Regions from separate parts of the Homo sapiens genome. Here all the other regions are linked to region 5. Evidence: read pairs that join two places in POLR2A ChIA-PET (ENCODE). Cell type or tissue: GM12878. All regions are shown on one strand. Links, peaks and the distances in the headings refer to the core of each region. The heading gives the core; the rest is flanking DNA.

Region 1 (4,667 bases), core at 460-4,459, 150 kb before region 5:
CAGCTTGCAATACTGATAGTAATGTGTGGCACCCAGATCACGCTGTTTTTATCTGCAGTTCCTTTTTAGTATTGTACAAAGTTTCTTGAAGATTTTTAAATACATAAGTTTAAAAGAGAATTAACTTTCAATTTGCAAATTAAAATGAGAATGGTTGCCTTTTCTTCATTATCAAGAGATGGTGAGTTGTCCTCCTGTAAGTAAATTGGTTCTTTTCTTTCTAATATTGTGTTCCTTGAAACCTTACTCTAGTATGCAGGGAGAGTGGAGGGTGCCTAAGTGTAAAATAATTAAAACTTAAGCTGATATAATTATCAATAATAGTAACCAGTTCTGATATCTACTTGATACCATAACGGTGAGCATTGATAGACTTTCATAGATTTTTACATAAGATTAGCTTGAGCAAGTTTTCCTCTTTTGTAGGTACTGGGGGGAAAATTCTGGAAAAATTTTTAGAGAGTTCTTTCTAAAATGTCGAAATGCAAAGCTGTATAAATTGCTGTTGACGTTAGCTGTCTGACCAGGAAGTACTCTCTTTAAGCCTCACTTAAAAAACTAAGTGTCTGTAATAACTTCCTTTCTCGGGATGAAGGTGCTGATAGCCTGGGGTGTTCTTATAACTTAAGTTCAGTTTTTTCTTTCCTGTGAGGAAGAGGCAGTTTTTTAAATGAAGCCATCTCTGGGGAAATCGTATTGATTGTTGTAGCTAAATACGGAATTTTTAAAGTCTTTAGTATGTTGAACTGGAAATATAGGACATGCGTTTGAGATCTACTGTGAGTAAGTGTCATTGGTATTTTATTTTACATTTAATGTTGATTATAAATATGGTTTGTGTCTAAACACTGTTAAAAAAAATGAGTAAACTCTGTTGAATTTCATGTGAAATATTTATGGCCTTAGCTCAAAGTCCAGCTGAGAGTAATCAACCTCAAAAGTCATTGGATTCATGTGCTCTATTTAATTTAATTTGTAGTTTGATATTCCACAAATAAAAGTGGCAATTTTTCAAAAAAATTTAATTTTTTTCTTTCTCCTGAATAACTAAGGTAAATGCTGAGCATGAAATACAATACCAATATTTTGTCGGAAGAGTCTTTTAAATAAAAAACTTGAAATATACTGAAGGTCATCTTAAATGGATACAGTTTATGCTAATGGATGATATTATTACTTTAAAACAATATTTTACAATCAAGCTACTCCAAGTGGCACACTATTCATCCTAGAGATCTTTAAAAGTAACAAGCCTGCCTCCTATTTTTCTTCATTCACAGAAAGGGAAAATAGTATAGAAAGCAGAGCTGTTTCTTGAATGTAATACCAAATTTAGAGACAGAAAAGTCAGAGGGTTTGGTCACATTTATTTTGTTTTGTAACTTTTTAAATCAATTTAATACATAGAGTTAGCTACTTATGAAAGTATAAAAATAAAACATGTTGGCCATTCGGTTATTAACAATTTATGTGACTACTATAGTCCATAAAATGAATTTAGTTTAAGTAGGAAAACAGATACTTTTTTTTTGACATGTCATCATTTGTATGTTAAAAAGTTAATGCAAAATATGTTATAAATCAGGAAAGCTACCTTAATAATTTCTTTACCAACTTCACTAGTCTCTTGGAATGAGGTTTAAATAAAATGCATAGGCTAACATGTGACTGTCATATCCAAACTCATAATACTGTGCAGGTTAAATGTGTAAATTAAGTCTTATAATTATGCATAGGATGTTTTCATTTAAGAAGCATTGCAGTGGATATTACTAATGGGGGCGCTATTCTTTCTAATGTATGAAAAAGGAAATTTTAAGTGTCAAATAATCTTTAAAATGTGATGTCATATAGCACGTTCTTTTTCCTTAAGATTTATGCATGTTTAAAACTTAAAAGTACAAATTATGTTAATTTCAGCTTTCATTGAGAGGCCTTTTATGATTGTCTGAATGTTATATTAGCAGTCCAGAAATATCCCAGTCATAGCTTGGATGGGGGTGAAGCAGAGGAAGTGGGTGGTGCTTCGTGATGACAGATTATTGCAGATTATATGGCTGCCTGCCAAAATGACACTCGTTGAAGGGAAAAGTAGAAGTTACAAACTCCATCCTATTAATTTGTACATGTTTATTTAACCACTTATAACTGTTTGCTTGTTTTATACATAGATGACAAGTTTTAAACTCCTGAATTACTTAAAACGTGCTTAACCTTCTCTAGTTTATTGTGGCTATATTCCTTATCTCTGATCTGCAAAGATCACACTGACCCTTTTGTGGAAAGCCACGTGTTAGCAGAAAAAAGATGGGGGAAGGATGACAGAATTTAAAACTACAGCTGCTTTGTTTTCCAGTTAAAAATAGTTCTGAGTTAAAAACGTAAGGATGTCCCATCACATGTGGACAATTTATATAAAATATAGCATACTAATACAAATAATCATGTCTTATGAAAAAGTTTATAGTTCTAGATTGTTCTGGTTTAGCTTGAAATTGAGATTCTTACTGTTGCAACATAAAAGGAAGCTTTGTGAAGGAAATATGACATCTCTGCCCAGATGCATAAGGAGGGAATTACAGTGGGGAGTTATTTTTAGAAGTATCTTATGAATACATTTCATGTACTGAGAACATTTTTTAAAGGTTAGTTTCACTGGTAGGAGTTATGCAAGTTGCTCGGGTCACTGGATATTCTATTAAGAAATCATTTTTATGTTACCAACCAACCTAGTTAGTCTTAAACTGGCTGATCTAAGTAGTAGCTTGCTTGTTTATTTAGAGACAGAGTCTCACCCTGTCACCCAGGTTGGTGTGCAGTGGCACAGTCATAGCTCACTGCTGCCTTGAACTCCTGAGCTCAAGTGATCCTCCTGCCTCAGCCTCCCCAGTAGCCGAGACTACAGGCATGTGCCACCATGCCTGGCTAATTTTTTAAAGTTTCTTTTTTTTTGTAAAGAGGGAGTCTTGCTGTGTTGCCTAGGTTGGTCTCAAAATCCTGGCCTCAAGAGATCCTCCTGCCTCTGCCTCCCAAAACTCTGGGATTACAGGTGTGAGCCACTGCACGTGGCCATATCATTTTTTTTTAATGTGACCAAATTGAGGCCGGGCATTGTTGCTGACGCCTGTAATCCCAGCACTTTGGGAGGCCGAAGTTGGAATATCACTTGAGGCCAGGAATTTGAGACCACCCTGGCCAACATGGTGAAGCCCCGTCTCTACTGAAAATACAAAAATTAGCTGGGCGTGGTGGTGTAAGTCTGTAATCCCAGTTACTCGGAAGGCTGAGACATGAGAATCACTTGAACCTGGGAGGCGGAGGTTGCGGTGAGCTGAGATTGTGCCACTGCACTCCAACCTGAGCGACAGAGCCGGACTCCATCTCAAAAAAAAAAAAAAAAAAAAAAGAAAGTGACCAAATTGAGAAGATATTGAGATCCTGTCAATACCATCAAATAGTAATGCAAGTTATCCTACTAAAAGAGGGGAGGGGACAGTTACATTCCCAGTGCATAGTAGTGTCCCATTCTCCTTCAGGAATGGAATGCCATGTTTTCAGTTCAAGGAAAGGTTGGAAGTGAGTCAAGGAAGCTATCATTTGTATCACACAATTCTTAGAATTGATGCCCTTCCCTAATTCTTTTACATGATCAGCAGCATATCCAGGTTTCTGGTATTTCTTACTTTCAGTTTCTGTCACATAGGTTTGGGATTGGCAGGATAGTTTAATGTTTAATAAGAGTGTGGCAGATAAACATGTCTGCCACCTACTAGCTTTGTGACTTTGCACAAATCCCTTAACCTCCCCGAAACCTCAGTTTCTTCTTCTGTAAAATTGATATAATTATAATACCTACTTCACAGGATTGTTGTGAGGATTAAATGAAATAATGTATGAAAAGCATAATTTTGGCCACACACTGTAAAGGAAGAGCTCAGTGTGCAAGAATAGTTATGCTTATTTTTGCCATTTTTGGATATTTCAGTTCTCATTCATAGCTTCACCAGAAAGTGATCATGGAAAGAGATACAACAACACATGGCATTATGTATAGATAATAAAATCAGCGTTATAATAATAGAAGTATTTAGAAAGTACCAGGGAACACAGGGATGAAATCCACCGATCTTATTTATGCCCTTCCTCTTACCACATTGTGTACTACCCATTCCAAGGGGATAGGAAGAAGGAGACAGGGATCGACTGTAGATTTAATAATTATTCATCAAAATGATTATATAATCTGACAAATTTCACTTTAGTAACATTTTTCATTTTGTTTCAATTGAGATCATTTCCTCCCAATTTGATGGAACAGCCCGGGAAACAACATGGTGAAGTGTTGATTTCTTAAAATGTTATTTTCTCAGCAGAGTGTGTTTGTTTTCTTCTGAGTACACCACTCAGATAAAGTTAGGACTGTGTCTTAAGATTTTAGATCAGCTAAAAAAATTTTTTTTGTTTTGGTGACAATAGAACATAGATATTTACATGTATATTTGAATACAATAGTCCCCTCTTATCCTGTCTTGCTTTCTGTGGTTTTAATTACTCATGGTGAACTGTGGTCTAAAAATACTAAAGTGGAAAATTGCAGAAATAAACCATTCATGAGTTTTATTTTATTTATTTATTTTGGGACAGAGTCTCACTTTGCCACCTAGTCT
Region 2 (4,667 bases), core at 361-4,360, 160 kb before region 5:
GCGGGTCGGGCCCCCAGTCACATAGCGGGGGCCCGGCGTGAGCAGCGAGGGAGCGGGCGGGGGGTCGCGCCCGCTGAGTTGCGGGAGCCCCCCCAAGAACGGCTGCGGCGGGGAGCCTGGGTCGCAGTCGCGGCGTCGGGCAAATAGGAACCGGCTGCAGCGCAGACGAGTGGAGCGGGGAGGTGCTCCCAGGGTCTGGCATCAGCGACCTCCCTGAGGGTGGAGTGTGAGCCCCCGGGACTCCGGGGGACTCCGGAGCCGGATTATGTCATGAAACATCTCTGAAGTGAAACGCATGGGCTGGAGGAGCTGGAGGGGCTGGTGGGGCTGGCTGCAGGACAAAGATCTTGGAATGATCAAGAGACCTGCGCGGCCTGACCTCTTCTCACTGGCCCGCTGGCTTCGCATTCGTTCCTTAGAGTCTGATGTGGATGTCTTGAAAGCGAGGGGCTTCCTGATCTTAATGAAAAGGTCAGGTGAAAAGTTGGAAGGGGCTTCTTCAAACCTCCCCCACTTCCCCCTCCACAAGAAGTTGAAAGGGACAGGGATCCTTTTGGAGACCCGTGTTTTAGATTAATAAGAATATTTCTTTGATAGACCCTTGCGTTTTCCTGGACTACTGGTTTTTCATTTTAGCTCAAGGAGCTAAGAAACTTTTTTAGATTTGGCAGCATATCAGTATCAATGTTTACAATGCAGATTTAAAGGAACTATACTAGGTTTGGAATCTGGACTGTTTAACTTTGATCTGTTGGAGATAGTTGGAAGGTCAAACTAAATTTTCAAAAGAGGTTTTGGAGTCGCAAAACTAAGAGCTCTTTCCAATTAGATTTCTTATCCTAAAAGCTGCCAGGATTGAGCTTTAGGCGTAATTCCAGGACAAGCTAAGGAGAGAGATAAACCTATTTAAACCAGACACTGTGTGTCCTGGTGGGAGGCAAGTGTATCTATTAAAAGGTTGAAACAAATAGTGGGAAGCAATAGGGGGTGGGAGTTGGGGGACAGCCTCCTACTCTGAGGGATGTGAAAATTAAACTAATGATCAGGCTAGTTGTTCACAGTACTTAGGATATGTTAATACTGCCCTACCTACTTTTCAAACTCGAATGCACATGCTTTGTTATGGTTGTACCCAGCAGTTTTGTATTTGAATTTTTAAAACCTCCTTTTCAATGTTTATAGGTTGTATCTCCTCACCTCTTGGACTGGTTTCTTTTTTTATAGAAGCAGACATCGAAAATGATGGTTTTAGGAAAATAGTGAGGAATGTAATTACTATGTAATGTCGGTTATTTAGATATCGCCTTTGTTTCAGGTTTAGAATGTGTTTTATTAGAAGTCTTTTGCCAGTGTTCAATATAGGCAGTTTCAACTAAGAGGAATAAAGGAATGTTGTATTATTTCCTAAATATATAATGCAGATGCCTTACATATAACTGCTATGTAAATCCAAGACAAAAATTACTGAAGTTATTTTTATCAGGGTAATAATAAGTAGAGGAGAAGCACTGTTTAGGGATTTTATTTGACATTACCTGATACAGAGCAGTTCTTCTATGGCTTCAGAGAGTGTGCAGCTTGATGTGGTTATGAAAATTCCACTAACATGGCCAGGCGCGGTGGCTCACACCTGTAATCCTAGCACTTTGGGAGGCCGAGGCAGGCGGATCACAAGGTCAGGAGATGGAGACCATCCTGGCCAACATGATGAAACCCCGTCTCTACTAGAATACAAAAAATTAGATGGCCGTGGTGGTGTGTGCCTGTAGGGCCAGCTATTCAGGAGGCTGAGGCAGAGGAATCGCTTGAACTCAGGAGTCAGAGGTTGCAGTGAGCCAAGATCGCGCCACTGCACTCCAGCCTGGCGACAGAGCAGGACTCCGTCTCAAAAAGAAAAAAAATTCCGCTAACTAGAAGTCCTCTCCTGAGACATAGAAATTATACAGATGAGAGAAACAACAACAGCAAATACAGATTTAAAATATGAGACACTATATTTAAGATGTATTGAGTGTATTTTTTTTTACATTAAATTTATTTTTCCAGAATGCTAGATCGAATTCAAGTAAAAATAAGGTCGGTTAACTCAAAAGGGTATTTAGAACAGGCATATATTCATTTTGCAATGCATATAATGTATGAAATGGCCTGTGGAAGGATTGAGAATCTCAATATCAATAGTTCTACAAAGTAATAGAAATATTTGAGCAGATATGCTTTCACCATATTTGTTAGCTCATTTCTGACTGGTACAAATGGTTGTTTCTTAAGACAAAACATTAAATTTATTTCCTTGTAAGAAAAGAAAGTGCTCTGATACTCCCCTAAGTGATTACTAAAGCAGTCATTTCAACCACATTATATTATGGTATTGATCCAGAGACGTTAAAGAGAGATTCTTTGCAGTAGAATTTGTAGTGATAGTAAAGGCCTATAATAACTTCATTCCCTGGGGGGTTAGGAGAGTAGGTAGGGATTCTGTGAAAAATTTTTTCATTTGTTTCAAAAAACTAAAACTATACTACGAGAAGCTATAAATATATGAAATCATTGTACCTTGACTTGCTTATTTATTTATTTAATTTATTTGAGACAGGGTGTATGTAGCTCTGTCACCCAGGTTGGAGTGCAGTGGCGGGATATTCTCTCACTGCAGCCTCTGCCTCCCAAGATCAAGCGATCCTCTTGCCTCAGCCTCCTGAGTAGCTGGGACCACAGGCAAATACCATCACGCCTGGCTTTTTCTTCTTCTTCTTCTTTTTTTTTTTTTTTTTTTCTATTTTTAGTAGAGATGGGATTTCACAACATTGCCCAGGCTGGTCTCAATCTCCTGAGCTCAAGTGATCCATCCGCCTCCACCTGCCAAAGTGCTGGGATTACAGGCATAAACCCACTATCCTCAGCCCTTTTGTTTATTTAAACTTTTTATTTTCTTTTTTTTTTTCATTTTACTTTTATTTTTATTTTTTTTGTTTGAGACAGAGTCTCGCTCTGTCGCCCAGGCTGGAGTGCAGGGGCACGATTTCGGCTCACTGCAACCTCCGCCTCCCTGGTTCCAGCGATTCTCCTGCCTCAGCCTCCCGGGTAGCTGGGATTACAGGCGTGCGCCACCACACCCGGCTAATGTTTGTATTTTTATTAGAAGCGGTTTTTCACCACGGTGGCCAGGCTGATCTAGAACTCCTGACCTCAAATGATCCACCCACCTCAGCTTCTCTAAGTGCTGGGATTACAGGCGTGAGCCACCGCTCCCGGCCTATTTTCTGTTAAAAAAAAATAACCAGGCCGGGCGCGGTGGCTCACGCCTGTAATCCCAGCACTTTGGAAGGCCAAGGCGGGTGAATCACCTGAAGTCAGGAATTCGAGACCAGCCTAACCAACGTGGTGAAAACCCGTCTCTACTAAAAATACAAACATTAGCCGGGGCGTGGTGGCAGGCGCCTGTAATTCCAGCTACCCGGGAGGCTGAGGCAGGAGAATCGCTCGAATCCGGGAGGCGGAGCTTGCAGTGATCCAAAATAGCGCCCTCGCACTCCAGCCTGGGCGACAGAGCGAGACTCCGTCTCAAAAAATAATAATAATAACCAAAAGTCGTTAAGATGGAGCCTTACAGTTCCGTATGAAGGCTTACAGCAGCCACACATTGCAAGGTCTTTTTGGTTCTCAAACTGTTTTCAGTCTTTGTTTAGCAGGATGCAAATACTTCCCAATATATACAATAACACATTTTACACTTTCTATACTACTGGAGTCGTATACAGGCAAACTATTGTAATCTTAGAGACTACCTTGATATCTAATTTGGTGTAATGTTTAAGCCAACCTGAATAAACATTTTCATTGCCGGCCGGTATTCATATTTGTTGCTATCAGTAGCATAGGGGAATAGATGAAAACTGTTGGTACTTTTTTAAAAATTAGAGTCTTAATTAAGTGCCCCTTTTTTTAAAATAATTTTTTCCCTAGTTTTCATTTCTTCCCTCGCTCTCCCCACCCCCCGCCAAAAAAAAATAGAAGGGAGAGAGGGAGGGAGGATTTTGTGACTCTCCGAAAAAAGATGACTTTTCAGTAATGTATAGTTTTTGAATTCATATTTTTAAGTTGTAGGATATTATAAGATTGCATATCAGCATAGGGAATTTAATTTGTGACAATTTAGCTTTATCACCCATTTAATTGGTTGCTTTATTATTTGTAAGCTATGTTAAAAGTTTTTTTACTGTTTCTTAGGCTCAGCTAAGTAAAAGAAACATAAGTGATATTTATCTATACACCTATAATTATAGATTAGTTATGTTGAATTTATGGGCCAAAATGTGATCTCCCTCATTTCCAAGCTACAAGCACCAAATTAAAAAAAAAAAAAAACTATTTCAAATTTTAGTAATAACTGATAGAATTAAATTGATAAATTTTGTTCCAGACATACGTTATTAAAGTTACCTGCTTTATAAATCAACATAATACATTTTTTTCCTGTCTGAATTGAGATTTGTTAGGGATATTGAATTATATTTAAAATCTTTCTAAGTTATTTCTAATTTGCAAGTTAAAGGGCTAATTCCCTGGCAACAGAATGACTTAGGGGCCAATTTCTTTATTTGTTATCAGAGATTAGTCTCCTAACCATTTGTCAGCTGTCTCACAATTAAACATGTTTAATCCCT
Region 3 (4,667 bases), core at 471-4,470, 1.9 Mb before region 5:
GTTAGGATCACACAACTGCACTCCAGCCTGGGTGACAGAATGAGACACTGTCTCAAAAAAAAAAAAAGGTCCAGGCACGGTAGCTCACACCTGTAATCCCAGCACTTTGGGAGGCCGAGGTGGAGGATCACTTGAGCCCAAGAGTTTGAGACCAGCCTGGGCAACATAGGGAGGCCCTGTCTCAACAAAAAGAAGAAAATTAGCAGGGCATGGTGGTGCACGCCTGTGGTCTCAGCTACTTGGGAGGCTGAGGTGGGAGGATCTCTTGAGTCTGGGAGGTTGAGACTGCAATGAGCTATGATCACGCTGCTGCACTTTAGCCTGAGCAACAGAGCAAGATCCTGTTTCAAAAAAAAAAAAAAATATCGAGAACAGTTCACTGAAAGGTCAGGGCTCTTCAAGAGGTTGAACTGAAGCAGAGAGGAGTGAGGGGGCCATAGCCCAGGCAGGAGCAGGAGGAAGGGAAGACATGTGTGTGGCTTGCGTGGTGAGGACCAGATACAGCAGCCAGGGGTAAAAGGCCGGGAGCAGTAGCTCACTCCTATAATCCCAGCACTTTGGGAGGCCGAGGCAGGCGGATCACTTGAGGTCAGGAGCTCGAGACCAGCTTGGCCAATGTGGTGAAACCCTGTCCCTACAAACAATACAAAAAATTAGCTGGGCGTGATGGCGGGCGCCTGTAATCCCAGCTACTCCGGAGGCTGAGGCAAGAGAATCGCTTGAATCTGGGAGGTGGAGGTTGCAGCCAAGATCGCGCCACCGTACTCCAGCCTGGGCGACAGAGTGAGACTCCATTTAAAAAAAAAAAAAAAAGAATGACAGGCTGGACTGGTTGGGGTCATGCTGATGTGCCCTTGGGCAGCCTCGGGGGTGGCTGTGGTGAAGGTTGGTGGGTGCCCTCTGCTCCTGCCCTGACACTGATGGTGTGGGGTAATGGCTGCAGCTTGTGTTTCCGAGGAAGCCTCTTCCAGGGATATTTAGGAGGTAGTGTTTCTTGGGGTGGGTTTCTGTTCCTCTCAAAGGGAGAGCAGTGTCAGAGGTTGGTGTCAGGTCCAAAGCAGCAGATAATGTGGTGATGGTTGTGGTCTTTCTGCAGCCTAGTGGCTTTTTTTTTTTGAGATGGAGTCTCGCTCTGTCGCCCAGGCTGGAGTGCAGTGACACGATCTCAGTTCGCTGCAACCTCCGCCTCCTGGGTTCAGGCGATTCTCCTGCCTCAGCCTCCCGAGTAGCTGGGATTACAGGCACGCACCACCACGCCCGGCTAATTTTTGTATTTTTACTAGAGGTGGGGTGTTCATCATGTTGGCCAGGATGGTCTCGATCTCTTGACCTCGTGATCTGCCCACCTCGGCCTCCCAAAGTGCTGGGATTACGGGTGTGAGCCACTGCGCCTGGCCAGCCTAGTGGCTTTTAACTGCTCTGCCGAGACGCCTGGGGACAGTATGGGGACCTGGAGAGGCCAAGCTGGAGGGGATACTGCTGTGTCATTGCAGAGAGAGCTGTTTTACACATGGGATTTGGGTAAAGCTTGGATGAAGAAAAGGATTCTGCTGCCCTGCAGAAGTTTGGAAACCCCTGCTTAGGCGCCTGCTGTGCTGCAGTGGGAGCGCTGGATAGCAGAGCTGTCAGTGTGGCGGGCGTTCGTTTAGGCAGAAATTCATTAAGCAGTGTTTGGTTGGCACCTACTAAGTGCTGGGCCTGGCTTACAGCACTGTGAATGCACAGGGCGGGTGAGGCGAGGGCTCTGTCCTAGAGGAACTCCCAGACTCAAGCTTTTAGCTGAGTAAGCTGGACCCAGAAGGCTCCAGGAGGAAGCAGAGGAGGCGGCGAGGCCAGTGGGGTGCTGGTGTTGGGCACAGCGCCGTGAAGGACCCAACCCGGGACTCGGGCTCTCCTTGAGCTCAGCAGGAAGCCTCACGGCGGAGCAAGGAGGAAGTGGCCCTGAGCATGAGCCCTGCAGGCCCAGGCTGAGCAGCGTCTGCCTGCCCAGGAGAGCCTCACCCTGGCCTGTCTTTAGGAAAGTAGGACCCAGGCTTACTCAGTGAAACAAGTTCTTCTGGGCATCGTGGGGCAGCTCACTCACCAGGAGAAGCTCCCAGAAGAGATCTTTAGAGGATTGCCCAGAGAGGATGCTGGGGTTAGGCTTAGGGAAATACAACTGCGACAGTGGTTTTCCGCTTTGGTTACTTGGTAGAGTGCAGGTGGAGGCAGTGCCCTTCTTGAGAATCTATTAAAATTGTGGAGCCAAATGCAGTGGCTCAGGCCTGTTAGCCCAGCACCTTGGGAGGCAGAAGCGGGCAGATTGCTTGAGGCCAGGAGTTTGAGACCAGCCTGGGCAATATAGTGAGAGGCCATCTCTACAAAAAATTTTTAAAGAGTTTGCTGGGTGTGGTGGCGAACACCTGTAGTACTTGGGGATTTCAAGGTTAGAGTGAGTTATGATCGCACCACTGCCCTCCAGCCTGAGAGACAGAGTAAGGCCCTATCTCTCCAAAAAAAAAAAAAATGCTGTGGGCTTCTCCCATGAACAGACACCTAGGCTCAAATCTGCACTTTGTTTCAGGGGGTTTCATAGCTTTCGTGGCATTTTCATTAAAAATCTAACAGGAGTGAGATGTTGGAGCCCCCACAGGTCATTTTTTCCAAACTTCCTGAACCAGACGCAAGACTCCCAGCAATGTGTATTGGGAGGAGTGTTAGCACTCTGGAGGAGTCCGGCCTGGATGCAGATCTCAGCTTTACTGCTGCTCACAGAGGCACTTAGGCCGGCCACTCTGGGCCTGAGGTTCCTCATCTCAAGAGATGTGGCCAGAATTATAATCAAAGAGGCATCCAAGGGCTCACCACACACACAGCCCGATGCATGTGAATTCTTTGTGGTCAATTAACTTGGCTGGCCTCAGGGGTGTTGGAGATTGGGGACAGGATAGGAGGACATGGAACAGGTGTACTTGGCAGGCTGAAAGCACTGTGAGTTGAAGTCAAGGGGAGAGGTCCAGGCGCAGTGGCTCATGCCTGTAATCCCAGCGCTTTGGGAGGCCCAGGCGGGAGGGTTGCTTGAGGCCAGAAGTTTGAGACCAACTTGGGCAACATAGCAAGACCTCGTCTCTACAAAAGATTAAAAAAAAAAAAAAAAAAAGCCTGGGCAACGTAGCCAGACTCTGTCCCTACTAAAAATAAAAAAATTAGCTGGGCATGATGGTATGCACATGTGGTCCCAGCTACTCGGGAGGCTGAGGTCAGAGGATCACTTGAGCCTAGGAGTTGGAGGCTGTGGTGAGACATGATTGCACCATTGTACTCCAGCCTGAGTGACTGAATGAAACCCCATTTTTTTTTTTTTGAGACAGAGTTTCGCTCTTGTTGCCCAGGCTGGAGTGCAGTGGCATGATCTCAGCTCACTGCAACCTCCGCCTCCCGGGTTCAAGTGCTTCTCCTGCCTCAGTCTCCCGAGTAGCTGGGATTACAGGCATGTGCCACCACGCCCAGCTAATTTTGTATTTTTAGTAGAGACGGGGTTTCTCCATATTGGTCAGGCTGGTCTTGAACTCCCGACCTCAGGTGATCCGCCTGCCTCGGCCTCCCAAAGTGCTGGGATTACAGGCATGAGCCACCGCGCCTGGCCTGAAACCCCATTTCTTTACAAAAAAAGTGGGGGAGGCCAGATGTGTACATGTTTGTGCTCTAAGCAGCCAGGAGCTGCTGTGGCTGGTGCATGGTCTGAGCACATGTGGGCTGCTGCCCTGATGGGTATAAGGCAGACCCTCCACTCCACCAGCCCACCCGGCGGGGACATCAGCCAGAAAGATGGTAGCCATTGAGTTCTAGCTATGTGGGCCTTGGTTTCCTCACCTGCAAAATAGCCCTGATGATCTCAAGGGTCCTTTCCCGCTCTACAGCTCTTCATTTTGGGCGGCTCCCTAACTGATGTGCTACAACGTGCTGTGCACTTTTCTAGGGACCATGTTGTAGACGCACTTGGGGGCCGTTTCGTGTGGTTGACCTTCATTCTGCTTTGTCGTCTGGCATCTCCCTTTGGGCCAGCCCTCAGCCTAGGGCCTGGGCACCAGTCCCTTTCTCATCTCTCCCCCAGGGGATTTGGGAGCAGCTTGTCTTACACAAGGACGAAGGAAAAGGTCAGGGATCGAGTGGAAGAGATGTTCTTGGTGTGTGGCCGCTCAGGGAGGTGGAAAGAGCATTGAGAAGTGAGCTGGGTCCCACCGAGCTTCTTAAGAGTTGGGACTGAGGCATCCTCTCCCGGAAGAAGGGCTGGGGCTGCGGGGAGGGGACCCACCTGCCCCCCTCATCGCAGTGCTTTCTCTCTTGCAGGTGTGGGCAAGAGCAGTTTACTGTTGCGTTTTGCAGACAACACTTTCTCAGGTGAGTCCTCCCCTGCAGTGCTGCTGGGGTGTCGTTTTTGTTTGTTTGTTGACATCCCCTCCCTGGCACCAAACAGAGTTGCCTCTGCCTGATGTTGGGAACTGTCTCATTCTGGTTGCCAGAGGAGGGAAGAAGATGGAGTGGGGCTTAGGACCTTGTGGCGCTTCTGTCAGAAGCCTCTGTGGTCTGTCTAATGCACCTGCTCACGAAAACCCTTTGGCTGGCCCATCATTTTCCCACCCATGGTCCAAACAGGAAGGTTCCCATAACAGCGTCTATGGTGCCAC
Region 4 (4,667 bases), core at 349-4,348, 120 kb before region 5:
ATATTATCATTCTCTTGTCATTATTTTTGAAACTTAAAAGGCAAATAACCAATGCTCTACCTTATGTTTTTGGTTATACCAGAGTTTCATTTCTGAGTCCTGGCGGAAGTGGCTATATACAAATCTTTATGCAAATCTTAAGTTTTTACCACTATTATATCAGAAGTTATCATGGATCTATATATGAAATAATCAGAATTAAGGGAGTATTTGTGTTCCATGTCCCTTGTTTTTATTTAGCTTTGCAGTAGTTAATTGAATGTTACTTTCCATTTTAAGAAGAGGGCACAGAGAATGACCTTCCTAGAAAAAACCAAAGTCATAGAATATAACAAGCTTTATATTTTGATATAAAAATCTTGCTCTTCCAACCCCCCCATAAGTATGGGACATATGGAAGATAACTCTTGATACAGAATATAGTCCTTTTTCTCATGATGGTTTTGACAGATGTTTAATATTAATTTTAATAAATTATTCCTTTTCTCCATTTTATCTTTCCTAATTAGACTCTGAAATGGATATAATATTTTTGACATTTTGTTGGATTTTAAAAGTTTGATAATCAGTTTGAATTGCTTTGCAATTCGTATCCTTCAGGACACAAATCCTGGTGTGTTCTCATGTTAATTCTGGAGAAAATAATCCAAACTCTAGCAACCAAGTCACTATTCCTAGTAGAATGGGCTATCATGCCTTTTCTTTCAGGAAACATCATGTAGAGTTTAAAGCGAGTTTAAAGGTCCAAACATCTATATTCTCTTATCCAGTCTGTCAGTTGTGTTTATTAGTCATGAACTGTGTCTCTAGGCTTTTGCATTAACTGCCCCCCTTCCTCAAATATCTTTTGGCTTCTCTAGTACTTCTTTACTTCCTTTCCCTAAGAGACTGGGTTAAATACCCTTTAAGTGTGCTACATTATTCTGTTATTGCCTGCATTTCAGGCTTGCTTTCTCACTAGATGCAATCTCTTTGAGGACAGAGACCTTAACATGTTCAAGATAATATCTTTGCTACCTGTCATGAAGCCTGGCACATAATAGATTTGCCGAATGAATGAATAGAATTACAGGCAAAATAGTTACTTACTTTCATATTTCTTTCAGATTTAAAAACCATTATAAATCCCTCATGCCAAAATATCCACTTGTTATCTTGATTAACACTGCACTTCTTTATACAAGTGGAAAGTTTCAATTATTTGGTTAGATTTTAAATTTGGGACTGGCAAAATGAATTCTTTAGTAAGAGATCCCACTTCCACTTGAAGAAAAATTGTAACTCATATCCCAGAGGAAATAATTAGCATAAAATGTTACCATTACTGTGAATTTCTGAAATAACTGTGGTTTTTGTTTTTTTAATAGTAAAATACAGTTTGCTATACTCTAGTTGTTGAGTTTTGAGCTTGAGAGAACAGTAAGATTATGTTCTCCATCGCCATGTAAGTTGGGGTAGAGGATTAAATTAATTAAATGTACGTTTCTTTAATACATTTGTTCTATAGACTGCAAGCTCCCTGAAAGTAACGTTTGTATTAGTCGTATTTCTGTCTACTACCTAGCACAAACTCTGGTCATTTTAAGAACTCAATAAGTATTTGTTAGGCCAGGCGCAGTGGCTCATGCCTGTAATCCCAACACTTTGGGAGGCCAAGGATCACTAGAGGTCAGGAGTTCGAGACCAGCCTGGCCAACATGGTGAAATCCCATCTCTACTAAAAATACAAAAATTAGCCAGGCGTGGTGGCGGGTGGCTGTAATCCCAGCTACTCGGGAGGCTGAGGTAGGAGAATCACTTGAACCCAGGAGGCAGAGGTTGCAGGTTGCAGTGAGCCAAAATCGCACCACTGCACTCCAGCCTGGGCAACAGAGTGAGATTCTGTCTCAAAAAAAAAAAAAAGTACCTGTTGAATAAACTCGTGAAAGGGGAAACACGGTGGAGATCTTAGTTCTGCATATAAACACTATGTGGAACAATACATTTATGACTGATTCAGTAAGTGGAAGTTAGTGTCTAAACATATGCTTTCTGAAAATAAGAAAAAGGGTCCTGTTGGGATTCAGAAGATTATAACTTTATAGTCAGTTTTATATAATAGTGTCACTCTTTCAGTCAAAATGGGTCTAAAATTAATTGATACAGAGCAAGTGGACCTTTCAAATTTTATTTAGCAATAGGAATTAAGAAGGATCATGTTTGTGGTCTGTAAGTAGATCTTTTTCAGGAAGACATAAAATGGAAATTCTACATGCCAATAATCCTAAGGCTTATTTATGAACATTATATTTTAGGATTTTTATAGAAGTTCTTCTTCTGCCAGAAAGGAAACTTGAGTTTGAGAACCAGTCTCCAAGGACTTGATATTGAATGAACTTAACTCTGTCTAACACAGATTGATTTTAGTATTTCTGGCAAAAGATCAAAATAGCTTACACATAGCATTTATAAGAATGTTTAAACATTTTCCTTCACTATTATTATTTCTTAATATATGTTTTTCTTTCAAAGTGAATATACTTACATTATATAAATAAGTGTTTCAAACTTGTTTCAACTTTAGCTTTCATGCTATGATTAGAAAGTTAAGAAATTGAACTTTCACTAATTCTAGTTCTTAACATTTTCAGAACTTCAGCTTCTTCATCTGTAAAAGTAGGATAATAGTGCCTACATCTTGGGATTCTTGTGGGAGTTACTTGATATAATATACATAAAGCCTCCAGCACAAAGTAAGCATATTGTAGATGGTGGTGATAGGGTGGAGTTAGTAGTGGCTTTTATTATTAAAACCAGATGCAGGGATTAACTTTGTTATTTTGCTTCCTTGCTTATTTTTTATCACTGTGATCCCAAATTAGCCCAAATGTGTCTTTTAAATAAGAACATTAAGAGATGTTTTGCAATAATCATGTAGTTATTTAGACTGATATGTGCAGATGTATGTCAGCAAGTTGCAAATTGGTATTAAAGTGTGACTCCATTTGGGTAATAAAAAGGGAATGATCATTATACATAGTTATAGAAAAATTTCTGAAGAATACACAATAGTTTCTTAGGAGTAATTATTACCTTTGAAGAGTCAGAATGGGGAGGCTAAGTGCAGAAGAAAATTTTCTATCTCTGCCCCTTTGTATCGCTGGAATGTTGTTGAACACGTATTACCTTTATAATAAAAAAACCAGAGCACTGAATGTTTTACCAGCAACTGATATGGTGACAACTGTAAGTAGAACTAATAAACTGCCTAATGTGCTGGTAAAATTCAAGAGGAAGTTATTTTTTATTATTACCAATGAGTAGAATTATATCCATGATTACAAAAATTAAGTAATGTAGAGGGGTTGCTATTAAAATTATAATTAATCCTAAGTGCCTGACAATGCTGGATACATTAAAAATGTATATTTGATAGTTTTTAATTCAGAGTCATTTCTTTTCTATAAAAAATGCAAACAATTTATATGCAGCCACTAAAGAGCCAGAATAGCGAAAGTCATCCTGAACAAAAAGAAGAAAACTGGAGGAATCACATTACCTGACTTCAAATTATACTACAGAACGATAGTAACCAAAACAGCATGGTATTGCCATAAAAATAGACACATAGACCAGTAGAACCCAGAAATAAATTCACATATCCACAGTCAACTTATTTTCAACAAAGGTGGCAAGAAAATACATTGGAGAAAGGATAATCTCTTCAATAAATGGCAAAACTGGATATCCATATGCAGAAGAATGAAACTAGACCCTTATCTCTCAACCATATACAAAAAATAAAATCAAGATGGATTAAAGATTTAAATCTAAGACCTGAAACTGTGAAACTACTAAAAGAAAACATTGGGGAAACTCTGAGTCTAGGACATTGGTCTGGCAGAAGCACAGGCAACCAAAGCAAAAATGGACAAATGGGATCACATCAAGCTAAACAGCTTCTCCAGAGCAAAAGAAACAATCAACAAAGTGAAGAGACAGGCTGGGTGCTGTGGCTCACGCTTGTTGTGCTAGCATTTTGGGAGGCCAAGGCCTGCAGATCACTTGAAGTCAGGAGTTCAAGACCAGCCTAGCCAGCATAGTGAAACCCCTGCCTCTACTAAAAATATAAAAATTAGCTGACATGGTGGTGGGCACCTGTATTCCCAGCTACTCGGGAGGCTGAGGCAGGAGAATTGCTTGAACCTGGGAGGCAGACGTTGCAGTGAGCCGAGATCATGCTACTGCACTCCAGCCTGGGCGAGACAGCGAGACTCTATCTCAAAGAAAATAAATAAATAAATAAAGAGACAACCCACAGAATGGGAGAAAATATTGGCAAACTACCTATCTGACAAGGATTAATACCCAGAATGTATAAGGAGCTCAAAAAACTCAAGAGAAAAAATCTGATTTTAAAATGGGCAAAAGATCTGAATAGACATTTCTCAAAAGAAGACATAAAAATGGCCAACAGGTATATGAAAAAATGCCCAGCATCATTAATCAATCATCAGAGAAATGCAGATCAAAACTACAATGAGATATTATCTCATCCCAGTTAAAATGACTTTCACCCAAAAGACAGGCAATAATGAATGCTGGCAAGAATGTAAAGAAAGGAGAACCCTCGTACACTGTTGATGGAAATGTAAATTAGTACAGCCACTATGGAGAATAGTATGGAG
Region 5 (4,667 bases), core at 245-4,244:
TCCTGACCTCAAGTAATCCACCCGCCTCAGCCTCCCAAAGTGCTGGGATTACAGGCATGAGCCACTGCATACAGCCTATGCAATCGTTTTAATTCAGTCTCTTCTAATCCTGTTAAATTCAAATATACCTTAATTAAATCGATTATACATAAAATTAGCTTGTATAATCAGATTCCCATGTAAAATGATTTCTAGTTATTCATTGTTCTGAGAGAAAGAAAGGGACATGTCTAAAATGATATTCTGTAACTTAATATTTATGTATTTATTTCGAGATGGTAGAATTTCGGGTGATTTTCTTTCTTTTTTTTTTTTTTTTCCTGAGACGGAGTTTCGCTCTTGTTGCCCATGCTGGAGTGCAATGGCACGATCTCGGCTCATGGCAACCTCTGCCTCCCTGGTTCAAGCGATTCTCCTGCCTCGCCCTCCCTAGTAGCTGGGATTACAGGCATGTGCCACCACGCCCGGCTAATTTTCTATTTTTAGTAGAGACAGGGTTTCTCCATGTTGGTCAGGCTGGTCTCGAACTCCTGACCTCAGATGATCCACCCTCCTCGGCCTCCCAAGGTGCTGGGATTACAGGCATGACCCACCGTGCCTGGCCGATTTTCTTTTTTTATACATTTTTCTGTGTTATTTGAGTGTTGAAAGTAAACATATTTTTGAGAACAATAAAATTGTCCTTTTAAAAGAGTCCGAGGGCATTCCAGTTGTAGGGGTTTGGAGAACAGTGGGCTTTTAAAAACAATGAGGAGGCCGGGTGCAGTGGCTCACGCCTGTAATCCCAGCACTTTTGGAGGCTGAGGTGGGCAGATCACGAGGTCAGGAGATTGAGACCATCTTGGCCAACATGGTGAAACCCCATCTCTATTAAAATACAAAAAATTAGCTGGAAATGGTGGTGCATGCCTGTAATCCCAGCTACTTGGGAGGCTGAAACAGGGGAATTGCTTGAACCCGGGAGGTGGAGGTTGCGGTGAGCTGAGATGGCGCCACTGCACTCCAGCCTGGCGACACAGCAAGACTCTGTCCCAAAAAATAAAAATAAAAAAAAACAATGAGGAGATGGGATTGCAGGCAGAGAGAACATAGAGATGTGAAGGCAAAGGCCTAGAGGTGTGAAAGGTATGCACGGGTTTAGAATTACCTAGAATGTACCTAGAATTGTGTAGGAAGGAGGAGTAGCAATGACTAGATTTAAACCTAGAAATACAAGCAGGAACCTGGCTGTAAAAGGCTACACTTTATCTAAGAGACAGTGAGATATTAAGATGTAGAGTGTATCTGTTTGTAAAAGGTTTAAACAGGTAAGAGTTTATCTCATGTAATAGGAAGTCCAGGACATTGGAAAAGGAAGTGGCGTAAGCAGTCCAAAGCTCTAAGCAGCTCAACAATGTCGTCATCGACCCAAGCTCTTTCTCTCTTTCTACTTCACCATCCTTAGCATGTAGCTTTTATTGTCTTTGTCATAAAATGGCTGCTACATTGCCATGACTCAAGTTTTCATTCCAGGCAGGAAGAAGGAGAGAGAACAAAGGGTAAAACACCTTGTCCTCATGTGTCTTGCCTTTTTATTCTAGAAAATAAAACCTTCCTTGAGAACTTCTGCCTACCTCTCACTGGCCAGAACTTAGTCACTTAGTGATCTGTAACCACAAAGAAGGCTTGGGTTCAGTTCCTTTACTTCCTAGTGCTTCAAGTAAGGCAAAAAAAAAAAAAAGAGAGAGAGAGAGATTGGGTCTGAAAGCTGTGGCTCATGCCTGTAATCCCAGCACTTTGGGAGGCTGAGGTGGGTGGATCACCTAAGGTCAGGAGTTTGAGACCAGCCTGGCCAACATAGTGAAACCCCATCTCTACTAAAAATACAAAAAGTAGTTGGGCGTAATGGTGCACGCCTGTAATCCCAGCTACTGGGGAGGCTGAGGCACAAGAATCACTTGAACCTGGGAGGCAGAGTTTGCAGCGAGCTGAGATTGCACCACTGCACTCTAGCCTGGGTGATAGAGTAAGACTTTGTCTCAAAAAAAAAGAAGTTGGAATGGGGGAATGACATGTAGTATCTGTTGCAATGAATGATCATACCTGTATTTTAGAAAGATAATTATGGTAGTAGGACACCAGAAAATAACCACCACCACCCACACCCCTGGCAGAAAAAAATTTTTAAAGCCTGAGTTGCAGCCGTAGCTCTTCTACTAATTAGCTATGGAAATCACCTAACTTCTCAGGGCCCAAATTTTCTCACTTTGAAAAAGAAAAATTTTCTTTCTTTTTTTTTTTTTGAGACAGAGTCTTTCTATGTCACCCAGGCTGGAGTGCAGTGGCCTGATCTCGGCTCATTGCAAGATCTGTCTCCCAGACTCAATTGATTCTCGTGCCTCAGCCTCCCGAGTACCTGGGACTATAGGCGGGCACTACCACGCCTGGCTAATTTTGGTATTTTTTATTTTTACTTCTTATTTATTATTTTTATTTTTTTTAAACAGAGTCTCACTCTATCACCTAGGCTGGAGTGCAGTGGCATGATCTCGGCTCACTTCAGCCTCCTTCTCCCAAGTTCAAGCAATTCTCCTGCCTCAGCCTCCCGAGTAGCTGGGACTACAGGCACGTGCCAACATGCCCTGCTAATTTTTGTATTTTTAGTAGAGACGGAGTTTCATCATGTTGGCCAAGCTGGTCTTTGATACTCCTGACCTCATGTGATCCCCCTGCCTCGGCCTCCCCAAGTGCTGGGATTACAGTTGTGAGCCACCATGCCCGGTCCCTAATTTTGGTGTTTTTAGTAGAGATGGGGGTTTGCCATGTTGGCCAGGCAGCTCTTGAACTCTTAGTCTCAGGTGATCTGCCCGCCTTGGCCTCCCAAAGTTCCGGGATTACAGGAATGAGCCACCATGCCCAGCCTTGAAACAGAAAGTTTTCTAAGAGGCATTCCCGTTCTAAAATTCTATGATGTTAAGTCATAGCTTTAAGTTTACTAAAAACCGATTAGCTCTTTATAATTGTAAGCACTAGAGGAGGAAAATGATAATACTTTCTTCCTTTCTTTCTCATCCTTGAAATGTGCAGGCTACACTTGCTTCTGGGAATGATGTTTTTTATTCAAAAAGGACTCTACCTAGGAAGAGGTATTTTATAAAAGCAACAGCAAAAACCACAATTCCTCTAAGAGAGTCAGAATGCAGAACCACAAGACATATAGATTGTTTTCTCACAAGGGCCCTATTATTTTTTATCTGTTTAAATTATAAAGAAATTAAATTCATTTCATCAGCTAAGGCCCACTACATTATATCTCATTTTCCCAATGTCTTCAAATTACAATTTTACATAAGTAAATTTTCCACATAACTGAACTTTTGCCTTTAAAAAATAATGTCTTTTTTTTTTTTTTTTCCATTCTGTCACCCAGGCTAGAGTGCTGTGGTGCAATCTCGGCTCACTGCAACCTCTGCCTCCCAGATTCAAGCCATTCTCCTGCCTCAGCCTCCTGGCTTGCTGGGATTACAGGCATGCATCACAATGCCCAGCTAATTTTTTGTGTTTTTAGTAGAGACGGGGTTTCACCATGTTGGCCAGGCTAGTCTCAAACTCCTGACCTCAAGTGATCAGCCTGCCTCGGCCTTCCAAAGTGCTGGGATTACAGATGTGAGCCACCACGCCCAGCCTAATGTCACTTCTTGAGGGCTCAGAAACAGTGTTTCGTGAACTCTTGAGGCATAAAAGGGGCTATATAAGGGGCATTTGCCCTTTTGCAAAATAGCCCACAAACCTGTTTTATTATTATTTGTTTGGTTGATAGGTCTGTTAGTCATGAAATTTCTCTCTGTTTCTCTACTCTCAAGCTGTCAGAGAACTTACAAAAGCTACTTCTTTTTACAACAGGTGGTAACCCTACCTTTCCCAGTCCTCAATCCTTTACTCCTCACTCTTTTTTTTTTTTTTTTGAGATGGAGTTTCACTCTTTTTGCCCAGGCTGGAGTGCAATGGTGTGATCTCAGCTTACCGTAACTTCTGCCTCCCAGGTTCAAGCAATTCTGCTGCCTCAGCATCCCGAGTAGCTGGGATTACAGATGCACGTCACCATGCCCAGTTAATTTTGTATTTTTAGTAGAGAAAGGGTTTCACCATGTTGGCCAGGCTGGTCTTGAACTCCTGATCTCCAGTAATCCACCCGCCTCAGCCTCCCAAAGTGTTGGATTATAGGCGTGAGCCACCGCGCCAGGCTTACTTCTCCATTCTTATTCTCTGTCTAACCTGCTATGGGCTGAGAAACTAGGAAACCAGATTATGTAACAATCATTAATAATATTGAAAGTGAGGGATGTTTATATCAAGATTAATTTATGGACTTTAGGGCAGTTGTTTTCACTCCTCAGAGACCCTTTTTTTTAATTGGGGAAATGAAGTTGCCAGAATTTTGACCTCTGGATAAATTGAACAACTGGCATATTTTCAAGCATACACTATACGGCCACAGAAATAGAGAACAAAATATTCACAAGTCTGTTTTTCAAGGGATAGTGTGTATGGGGGTGAGGATTGAGGCAAGTTATAATAAGAATAGAACAAGGTGCGGTGCGGTGGCTCACGCCTGTAATCCCAACACTTTGGGAGGCTGAGGCGGGTGGATCACTTGAGCTCAGGAGTTTAAGACCAGCCAAGGCAAC

The links. ChIA-PET counts read pairs that join two places held together with the same protein. Peaks named below come from ENCODE experiments on the same cell type or tissue, not always from the same donor. Only the 100,000 strongest peaks of a DNase experiment are listed, where the experiment ranks them.
Region 1: POLR2A ChIA-PET joins it to region 5 with 6 read pairs; 4 of 35 experiments call an interaction of 5 or more read pairs at or near these places.
Region 2: POLR2A ChIA-PET joins it to region 5 with 8 read pairs; 9 of 35 experiments call an interaction of 5 or more read pairs at or near these places.
Region 3: POLR2A ChIA-PET joins it to region 5 with 5 read pairs; 1 of 35 experiments calls an interaction of 5 or more read pairs at or near these places.
Region 4: POLR2A ChIA-PET joins it to region 5 with 7 read pairs; 3 of 35 experiments call an interaction of 5 or more read pairs at or near these places.

The regions. Positions count from the first base shown.
Region 1 is chr12:118,355,035-118,359,701 of GRCh38, reverse strand. The region is part of intron 1 of TAOK3 (TAO kinase 3); the gene reads left to right. Among named protein-coding and RNA genes, the nearest start is that of TAOK3, 16 kb to the left of the region's middle. In GM12878, for the core only: a CTCF peak has its summit at 1,787; DNase peaks (open chromatin) are centred at 634 and 2,121; H3K4me3 peaks cover 3,481 bases; H3K27ac peaks cover 2,670 bases.
Region 2 is chr12:118,367,114-118,371,780 of GRCh38, reverse strand. All of the region lies in intron 1 of TAOK3 (TAO kinase 3), which reads left to right. Among named protein-coding and RNA genes, the nearest start is that of TAOK3, 3.5 kb to the left of the region's middle. RefSeq lists a silencer at 1-34. In GM12878, for the core only: no CTCF peak of the experiment used is centred there; no DNase peak of the experiment used is centred there; H3K4me3 peaks cover 1,007 bases; H3K27ac peaks cover 588 bases.
Region 3 is chr12:120,108,130-120,112,796 of GRCh38, reverse strand. It overlaps RAB35 (RAB35, member RAS oncogene family), which reads left to right. Exons shown (of 6, transcript NM_006861.7): 2 at 4,330-4,380. Among named protein-coding and RNA genes, the nearest start is that of RAB35, 6.3 kb to the left of the region's middle. RefSeq lists enhancers at 1,467-1,666, 1,857-1,906, 1,827-2,346, 2,397-2,506, 2,347-2,864 and 1 more. In GM12878, for the core only: a CTCF peak has its summit at 2,000; a DNase peak (open chromatin) is centred at 2,136; H3K4me3 peaks cover 2,405 bases; H3K27ac peaks cover 1,870 bases.
Region 4 is chr12:118,325,293-118,329,959 of GRCh38, reverse strand. The region is part of intron 1 of TAOK3 (TAO kinase 3); the gene reads left to right. Among named protein-coding and RNA genes, the nearest start is that of TAOK3, 45 kb to the left of the region's middle. In GM12878, for the core only: no CTCF peak of the experiment used is centred there; a DNase peak (open chromatin) is centred at 1,961; H3K27ac peaks cover 585 bases.
Region 5 is chr12:118,202,982-118,207,648 of GRCh38, reverse strand. All of the region lies in intron 11 of TAOK3 (TAO kinase 3), which reads left to right. Among named protein-coding and RNA genes, the nearest start is that of PEBP1, 69 kb to the right of the region's middle. In GM12878, for the core only: no CTCF peak of the experiment used is centred there; DNase peaks (open chromatin) are centred at 1,568 and 2,175; H3K27ac peaks cover 844 bases.